Linked DNA regions of Homo sapiens: all the other regions are linked to region 1. The links are chromatin contacts, found by Hi-C or POLR2A ChIA-PET in ENCODE. All regions are on one chromosome and are shown on one strand. Each heading gives the region's core, a stretch centred on a gene start or an enhancer-like site at or near the end of the contact. The rest is flanking DNA. Distances are from core to core; before and after follow the strand shown.

Region 1 (3,121 bases), core at 267-2,766:
ACAAAGCAAATGAGGGCAAACTGTGCCTGCCAATGGTCTTTCTGAGAAGATCCTCAGAAAGTGCCGCATGACTTTTCAACCTACCTCCCGTTGGTCAGCACTTAGTCACATGGTCACACCCAAACCCAAGGTAAACTGGGAGGAGAAAAAATGAAAGTGGAGGACAACTGGCAGTTTTTGCTACTAAGAAATAAGACATTGGAAGTGAGGAAGACCAATAAAAAGATTACTGCAGTATTTCAGTGGGAGATAACAAGGGCTGCATGAAGGTAGTGTTGGTGAGAATGGAAAGGGAAGCAGGACCTGAGAGCTATTTAGGCAGCAGAGTGGTTAAGAGTTGGTGATCTAGTGGATGGGGTGATGGCTTTTGGTTTTTGGCTTGAGTAGCTGAGTAGGTAGAGGTATCATCATGGGGAATTTTCAACATAAAACAAACGGAAGGGGAAAAAAAAACAAATATTAAAACAAGAAAAAAAATCAAATAGTACTTTTACTGTATAAAATCTACTTGCCTTTGACACTACCCTTCCCCTAGTGCTTCCTCCAAAGGTTTAGATAATCCTTACCAGCAGAAGGGAAGACACCAACATCCAAATGACATAGAACACTGGGCCTTTTCCTTCTACTCAAGACAGTGAGATGGGAAAACTGAATTCCAGACCTAACTGTCACCAACGGGACCAATGACCGAGGGCAAGTGAGTTCATCCTTTGCGACTTAGTTTCTTCATCTGTAAAATATGAAAGTTGAACTAGCTAATGTTTGTGATCTCATTCAGCTATAGAATTCTTGGATTCACTAATCATAGCAATCACCCACGCTAATCAACATCACAAAAAAATGAACAACCTTGTGTCACCCCAGCCATGCATAACTCACCAATGAGAAAAGATAATTGAGGCAAAAACTTAAAGGTCAGGTAAAACACAATTTCCTAATTAGACATCACATCTCTTCAGTTGGCTGTTGGAAACCTAGTTTCGTGTGGTCTGTTGGTATTAAACTTTGGCACATTTACAAAGTATTTTATTAAAGTGAAGAGGGTTTTGCCAATTGCATTTCAAAATTACTTTAAAAGATTTTACCTGGGGGGAAAAGGATTACTTTTCCTATTATGTGCATAAGCCTACATGTGGTTGCTGAAAATATCTCCCTTGAGTTAAGAAGTTTTTTCCTTTTGGTTGGTTAAGTACATAATGTTCCACCTACTACAAAGGATTAAAATGACCTGTTTCATCACAGAGTAAGGTAATCGCAGCAGCATGTGATTTTTGGCAGAAAGAACACTTTGTAATTGCTAATTTCCTACATCTAAATTCAGCTGAAGGTTGCAGCCCAAGTCCATAGTATTTCACAAGTCTTAACAAGCAGAACCCAAGGATGCTGCCAGGTTTTTAGACTGCCAATGAAACTGGAAGAGCAGAGAGTTTGCTGAGGGTGAGCCTTTATGAAGGAATGTTCAAATCCAAGACCCTGAATGTCTTACAGACACATGAAAGAGTCCATGGGACACAACTGTCAGACTCGGGTGTTTATTTTGGCCCCAGACTCTCTTCTCATCTCCTCTGTGCTTTCTGCCAACTGGCAGCTGTCCTCAAGGTCAGACCCTTTATTAAAAAATCAGCAACTTAAATAAAAACCAGTAATGCTTTCAGCAAGTATAATCCGTTTTACTTGAGAAGTGTTTCAACTAGTATTTCTTTTGATGCAAAGAAAGTTTGAAAATATGATATAAATAAAATATTTTAGAACTCACATCTACGACCTCTAGGACCAAATTTGTATTTTTCAGCCATGGAAAAACACTCCTTACTGAATAAGTATTAGACCCCAGTCTATGATGAAAATTTTCCACGTGGCCAAAAGAAAACAAATGCAAATAATACCATCATGATATAATCGACTTTGAAGCTATGATTTTATGTTCCTTAAGTCTCCAAATAAGTTTTAACCCTGTTAGTTGTATTTTAAAAGGAATCATTCTTTGCAGATGTCAAACCAGATGTTAAAATGCGTTTCTTTACTATTTGTCAAAGCATTACATGTAGTCACATTTGCAAGATGGGAGACCTGGAGTTCTGGAGTTCTGGACTAGAGCTGGCAACCTGGATTCTGCATACCTGATTAGGTCTATAAAATGTCCTCAGGCATATAAAATCCGTGCATTAGAAGTCAATTCTCGAAAGTCAAAACATCATATAGGACTTTTGCTGACCAAAAACTAAAGGTATGTGTAGGAGCTGATGTGCCATAGCTTAAAGAGTACAGGTTCAGTGGTTACACTGAGCAGTGCTCAAGGCCAAGCTTGTCCCTTCTTAGCAAGACAACCTTGGGTCAACCACTTAGCCTACCTCAAAGTTAATTTTTGATTGTTTCAATTGTGCTTTAAGTGAGAAAAATCATAAATATATTGTATACATCATATATATTCATCACATATATTATTGATATATATAAATTGGCAGCTCAATTCCTCTCATTGCTCAGGTCTAAATCCCTGGAGTCATCTTGTCTTCTCTTTTCCTCTTACACTTCCTATCTAATCTGCCAGCAAATTCTGCCAGCTTTGCTTTCAAACTATATCCAGAGTCCGAACACATCTCATCACCTCCATTGCCACCATTCTGGAGGTTGGTGCCATAGGCTCTCCCTGGATGATGGAAGCAGTCTCATCTTCTCTGGTCTCTCTGCTTCTTATTCTCTTAATTTCAACACAGAAGCCAAAGTAGTCCTTTAAAGACACAAGCCAGATCATGACACTCATTGGCTCAAGGTTCCCTGGCTTGTGATTTTCCTTCTCTCTCAGAGGAAAGCCAAAGTCCTCCCCCTGTACTGATAAGACCCTGAGGCTCTGGCCTCTCCTTCGCCTCTCACTCATTTCTTATCACTGTCTAAGCCCATCCCCATCACTCTCTGCTCCCTCTCCCAGCCTTACTAGGCTCTTTGCCAGGTCCTATCTCAGATCTCTGCACTTGTGGCTCCCTCTACCAGCGGAGGCTGGTGCATTAACCCAGGTACAAGATTACAAGGACAAAATATTAGAATTGAATCACTGAGATTCAAAAAGATACGGGGAAATCCAAGGCACATTTAAGAATGAGATATGATATCTCAAATAGGA
Region 2 (3,121 bases), core at 213-2,712, 240 kb before region 1:
AAATTAAAAATAAATAAATAAATAAAAATCGGGGGGACAAACACAAAATAAAATAAAATACACTTCTTTGGTGTGCATATGGTAGACCAATTCAGTCTAACTTTTAAACTTTCACGTGCAGAGATTTAAACATCATTCTCAGTATTATTTCTAACTGCTTCTGCCTGTTAAAACTTACAGATAAAGGTACTTACTACACCTTTATCTTTTGAGGATACAGCAAAAGGATTTTTTATTTTTGTTTTTTTTTTTTTTTTTTGAGACTGAGTTTTTCTCTGTCGCCCAGGCTGAAGTGCAGTGGCGCGATCTTGGCTCACTGCAACCTCCGCCTCCTGGGTTCAAGCGATTCTCCTGCCTCAGCCTCCGGAGTAGCCTCCCCAGTAGCTGAGATGATAGGCGCCCGCCACCACACCCAGCTAATTTTTGTATTAATTCTACTTGCTAGGTGTGTAGGCAGAATTCTAAATGGTCCTCCAGGATTCCATGTCCTCCACGATTCCATGTCCTCTAATTCCCATAACCTGTGTTCTATGGCACAGTTAACTTTCTAAGAGGGAGATTATCCAGGTAGGCCTAATCTAAACACATCAGCCCTTAAAAGCATAGAGCTTTCTCCTGTTGGTGGCAGAAGAGGGAGGCAGAGAGACATGAAACAAAAGAAGGGTTTCACAGGATGTTGCTGGCGTGAAGATGGAGGAGGCGCCATGATGAGGAACGCCGGTGGTCTCTAGAAGCTGAGAATGGCCTTTGGCTGACAGCCTGCAAGGGAATGGAAACCTCAGTTCTACTGTAACAAGGACCTGGATTCTGCCAATAACCTGAATGCACTTGGGAGCGGATTGTTTCCTAGATCCTCCAGATAGAGCTCAGCCAGCTGACACTTGGACTTCAGCGTTATAAGACTCTAAGCAGAGAACCCAGCCAAGACCACCCGACTCTGACCTACAGAAATGTGAGATAATTAATCCACGTTGCCATAAGCTGCTAAGTTTGTGAAAATTTGTCACACAACAATAGATAAAGATGTTATCTCTTATGTCTAGGCAAATGGAACTCCTGGCTGAGTTATGAAATAAATAAACCCCATCTAAATTTTCATTCTAAATTTTCATGATCTTGTGGCTTATATTTTATTCTACTTGTTTATTTACATATATTCTAGTTTGTTGGGCACAGGAATATAATGTGGCCTTGGTGTGATACTTAGACAAAAATGCATGGTGGGCTGTTAAGATTGGGGTGTTGCAGATGGGGGAAAAAAGGCCCTTCACTCTAACATCAGGGAAATTTTCAAAATATTACTGGGAATGAAGCATTAGTTGCTAACGCACTTTGACAAATGTTAGGGAGAGTGTGTGCTGCTCACATATTCCTGAGGGAGCTGCCATTTGGAAGAGTCTCAGTGTTAAGCAGAGACAAAGCAGACTAAATCTGGAAGGTATCCCAGCCTCCTTTCAGAACTGGGACTATGAAGTACCTCTTGAGCAAACCTTTTAAAAACTTGATCTACAACAGAAAAGTCACCTGCTTTATGTTTTCTCTTCTTTCTCTCCTAGTTGTAGGTGTGAAAAGAGGCAAAAGCCTGATAAACGAATAGGTTAATGTCACCCTTAAATTTGCCTGGAAGGGCATAGCCTCCATCTACTGCGTCTAACAGAGTGGCCAGAAGCAGTGCAGACCCGGCTGGGAAAGAACCACTGCATTTAGTCAGGAGAAGCCTGTGGGTGATAGAAGGTGGAGCTATACTAAGGGCTTAGTACTGGGGAACAGGTCAGGAGAGGGAGTACAAGATGGGTCAAGGCTAATATCAAGGCTAATTTCAAGACATTGGCTGTGAATGAAGGAGAGGATATCCAGGGGCTGTCATGAGTGCCAGTCTCTGCTCCTTTCTCATTAAAAAAATAATTTTCTGCCAGGCATGGTGGCTCACACCTGTAATCCTTGCACTTTGGGAGTCTAAGGCTGGAGGATTGCTTGAACCCAGGAGTTTGAGACCAGCCTGGGCAACATAGAGAGACCCTATCTCTACAAAAAAGAAAAACTTAGCCAGGCATGGTGGCTCATGCCTGTAGTCCCGGCTGCTAGGGAGGCTGAGGTGGGAGGATAGCTTGAGCCCAGGAGTTCGAGGTTGCAGTGAGCTATGATTGTGCCACTGTACTCCAGCCTAGGTGACAGGGCAAGATTCTGTCTCAAAAAAAATAAAAGATTGTCTCATCTCTAAAATGAGGAAAATCGTTATAAAAGTTAAGTGCAAATTCATTGAATTCTTTAGCACGGTGCCTTGGGGAACAGGTCAGTAGTACGAGTGCAGGATGGGTCAAGGTTAATTTCAAGACACTGGTTATGAATGAAGGAGGGGTTATCCAGCGGCTGTTGTAAATTGAAAGGGCTCCATGGAGCCGCTTCTTGATATTATTTTTACTTCTGCTTCTCTGGAAAAGTCAGACTTGTGTGTCTGTTAATTCCTGATATGACTTTTGCATCATAAAATCCAATTCTTTTTGCTTCCAGTTAGCAATGGCTGAGCTCTATACCAGGAGTTACAGGAAGCTCTGAAGCTGGAGGGCTTAACATAGTTAAAATGTATCAGGTGCTTTCAGATACAGCTCCACTTTAAGTGCAATGTTAAGAAATGATCCAAATAAATTTGTAACAATCCATGTGTATAATCACATATTTGGAAATGCTTATCTAGTTGATAGTCATTCTCGAGTTCATTTTACCTCTTCAGTCTCCTTCCGTAACCAGAATATTAAATAAATAATAATACAGGGTGAAGTGCAGTAGTATGGAGCCCTAGAGCAGGATTTTGTAGATGATTAATATTTATATCAGATTTTATAGTTTATAAATTATTGGGGCCGGGTGCGGTGGCTCACACCTGTAATCCTAGCACTTTGGGAGGCCAAGGCAGGCAGATTATCTGAGGTCGAGAGTTCGAGACCAGCCTGGCCAATATGGTGAAACCTCGTCTCTACTAAAAATTAGCTGGGCATGGTGATGGGTGCCTGTAGTTCCAAGTACTTGGGAGGCTGAGGCAGGAGAATCGCTTGAACCTGGGAGGCGGAGGTCACAGTGAGCCACTGTACTCCAGCCTGGATGTGACAGGGTGAGACTCAGT
Region 3 (3,121 bases), core at 243-2,742, 150 kb after region 1:
AACATTGAATCTTCAATATGGCATATTCCTTGAGGGAATCAACCAGCCACTTAGTAGCAAGTTGACCACATGGAACCCTTCCATCCTGGAAAGACCAGTCAGCCGTTCATCCTCACAGGGACAGATACCTGTCCTAAGCGTGTGTTTTCCTTTCCTGCCTGCACAGCCTTAGCCAGCACCATTACCAAGGGCTTATGGAGTGCCTCATCCACAGACCTGGAAACCCACACAACAAAGCATCCAACCAAGAGACCTACTTCACCATGAAGGCAGTGTGAGAGTGGGCCTGTGACCCTGGGAACGACAGATCAAATCACATACTGCACCATCCCGAGGTGGCCAGCTTCATAGAATGCTGAAACAGCCTACTCCAGCTAGGTAACAAAAGTTATTTGTCATTTTTATCATTCAAATGGCATATTTCACCATGGGGATGCGAGAAGCAGAAAATCCTGATGTGCAGAGAGAAATGAATGAAGTAATTACATAGAAGGAAGCAGATGCAGCAGACTGAGAGAGATTGAGTACCGACAGATCTCAGGTGTCCAGTTACCCACAGCCCACAAGACACCTCTGTTTTCTTTTTCTTCTTCAAGTTCTGGGATACATGTGCAGAATGTGCAGGTTTTTTATGTAGGCATAATGTGCCATGGTGGTTTGCTGTACCCATCAACCCGTCATCTAGGTTTTAAGCCCCACATGCATTATTTGTCCTAATGCTCTCCCTCCCCTTGCCCCCCACCCCCCAAAAGGCCCCGGACACCTCTATTTTCTAATAATTAATCTACCCCCCTTTTTCATAAGCAAGCTTGATTTGGTTCCTGTTATCTGCAACTAAAAGATCTTATCTGATACAATACATTTCAAAGAGGCAAACTTCTGCCTTCACCTGATGAACTTTCCAATAAATAATACAGTTGTTCCAAAATGGAAAACGCTTCTCTTATCATTTTGAGGTTTAGACAGCCCTTCATCACTGTGTAGAAGAAATTCTGTCTATTATAAATAGTTGAACTAGATAAACTGAAGGTCCCTTGCTAGTTTGAGATCCTCTGACAAATATCAGGAAAGCCATGATATGGAAAATAGAATAGTTTCACTCTTTTGGGAAATAAAAAATAATGAGTCTCCAAGTGCTCGATAACATTCCAAGAAAGGATGTGTGAGAGTGTATTACATTGCAGGGGGAAAACTGACAGATTCTAGATTTAGCGTTTGTTGGAAAACTGGAACCAAAGTTTACAATGATTTCTCTTTTATTAAATTAATACACACAAAAAGCCTAGAAGCTCAGTATTTGGGATGCATAAAATATAAAAATAAAATATTAAATGAAGTAGCTTTTAAATGTATGTTTTTATTTACTGGCTGAAATGAAAATTGAAAAAGATTGCACAAAATTTTTTGGCAAAATGCTGTAGTATGCTTTCTCTTGATATCACTGCCAACAATGCCCTCTAGTGGTAAACCAAGTAGGCACTGACTAATGGGGGGAAAATGAAACAAGCAAGCCTGCTAAACACATTGGTAAGATTTTCATGAAAATACGAACTTTTAGTGCAGAAGGACCTGCGGCAGGCCTACTTCAGCTGCCTCCCGAGCCAGGTTTCCCTTGGTGGGTGACCGTGTCCCTTGATGAGTGACTGTGCGCTCACTCGGGCACCAAGGAGAAGCAGGACCATCGGGTAGCCTATGTGAATCCAACAGCAATGGCCAGATCAAGGGGTCCAATCCAGTCTTAAGGGCCAACAATCCAGGATTCTCTCCGTCAACCAAGGCCTATCTGGGAAGAAGTGCAAGAGCAACTAGAAAAGAAAAAGAAAAAGGCGCCAAGGCTTTGTATGAATTTGAAGAAAAAACTAGAAAAACACAGGAAGAAATTGTTAAGTGAAAGTAAGAGCTTATCCAAAAAAAGAGAAAAAAAAAGAAAAAGAATAAATCTGGTAGGTATTCATCGTCTTCATCATGCTCTGATTCTTCCAGCAGTTCTTCTGATTCTGAGGATGAGGATAAGAAACATGGAAAAGGGAGAAAGAAAAAGAACCATTCACATAAATCTTCTGAAAGCTCCATGTCAGAAACTGAATCAGACAGTAAGGATAGAAAGACAATAAGGAAGAAAGACTTCTTTTTAAAGAAAAAGAAGGACCCAACTGAGAAAGAAAAAGGCTATTAAACGACTCAGCAAAAAGAAACCCATATTCTGAAGATAAATCTTTATCACCTGAGTCCTTGTCAGAATCAGAGTATATTGAGGAGATAAGAGCAAAAAAGAAGAAAAGCAGTGAAGAATGAGAAAAAACAACACAAAAAAAGGAAAAAGGAGCATGAGAAAAACAGTAAGAAGAGAAAGAAGGCTGCTAGTTCAAGTCCTGACTCATCATAATATTAAGAAAAATCAGGATTCCCTTATAGAGAAAGTACAATGTCTAAGGAAATTTCAACTGTGAAAATTACAACATATTTACTATAATGCATGAATTTTCTTGTTTTTAGAATTATCCTTGGACTGGCCAGACGCAGTGGCTCACGCCTGTAATCCCAGCACTTTGGGAGGCCAAGGCGTGTGAATCACCTGAAGTCAAGAGTTTGAGACCAGCCTGACCAACAGGGTGAAACCCCGTCTCTACTAAAAATACAAAAATTAGCTGGGCCTGGTGGCTGGTGCCTGTAATCCCAGCTAGTTGGAAGGCTGAGGCAGGAGAATCACTTGAACCCGGGAGGCAGAGGTTGCAGTGAACTGAGATGGTGCCACTGCACTCCAGACTGGGCAAAAGAGCAAGACTCCATCTCAAAAAAAAAAAAAGAATTATCCCCAGACTACCCAGTAGCTATTCAAATGCCGCTGTGTGCAAGGGCCGTAAATGTTGCCTGCTGCTTATCTATTCTTTTCTCTTCCAGTGCTTGATAACTCTGGGAGATAATACATTGCAGTAGCACTAGTGGTTACAATATTTGGGAATAAAATTAATATTTTTGACTAGAAGTGTACAATGATAAATCAACAGAAATCCAACTTGAATACATCTTTAAGGTGGAATCAGAAACGGCCAGATGTTAAAAATTTTAAAGTAGTTAAAATTTTTGAAGTAAGGATTACATTGACATTTCAAAATCCGTA

What was found. Hi-C counts contacts between places; a loop is a spot of excess contacts on that map. ChIA-PET counts read pairs that join two places held with the same protein, here RNA polymerase II (POLR2A). Pooled maps may share reads with other maps.
Region 2: a loop to region 1 is called in a map of mammary epithelial cell, with 2.8 times the contacts of the local background. The contact joins two enhancer-like sites. A Hi-C loop is called at or near these places in 3 of 168 maps with a recorded cell type or tissue (Caco-2, esophagus muscularis mucosa and mammary epithelial cell) and 2 of 50 pooled maps. POLR2A ChIA-PET finds 5 or more read pairs at or near these places in 1 of 52 experiments (endothelial cell of umbilical vein).
Region 3: a map of MCF 10A shows a loop between it and region 1 (12-fold over the local background). The contact joins two enhancer-like sites. A Hi-C loop is called at or near these places in 2 of 168 maps with a recorded cell type or tissue (MCF 10A and esophagus muscularis mucosa) and 5 of 50 pooled maps. POLR2A ChIA-PET finds 5 or more read pairs at or near these places in 2 of 52 experiments (activated T-cell and endothelial cell of umbilical vein).

What each region holds. Positions count from the first base shown.
Region 1 is chr12:25,583,527-25,586,647 of GRCh38, reverse strand. It overlaps a transcript of LMNTD1 not described here. Among named protein-coding and RNA genes, the nearest start is that of LMNTD1, 32 kb to the right of the region's middle. Within about 2 kb of position 1,516, at least 2 of the 41 ENCODE cell types and tissues checked have a DNase peak (open chromatin) inside an H3K27ac peak, as active enhancers do.
Region 2 is chr12:25,823,237-25,826,357 of GRCh38, reverse strand. No RefSeq gene overlaps it. Among named protein-coding and RNA genes, the nearest start is that of MIR4302, 49 kb to the left of the region's middle. Within about 2 kb of position 1,462, at least 3 of the 41 ENCODE cell types and tissues checked have a DNase peak (open chromatin) inside an H3K27ac peak, as active enhancers do.
Region 3 is chr12:25,434,847-25,437,967 of GRCh38, reverse strand. It overlaps the pseudogene FAM133GP. Among named protein-coding and RNA genes, the nearest start is that of LMNTD1, 120 kb to the left of the region's middle. Within about 2 kb of position 1,492, at least 6 of the 41 ENCODE cell types and tissues checked have a DNase peak (open chromatin) inside an H3K27ac peak, as active enhancers do.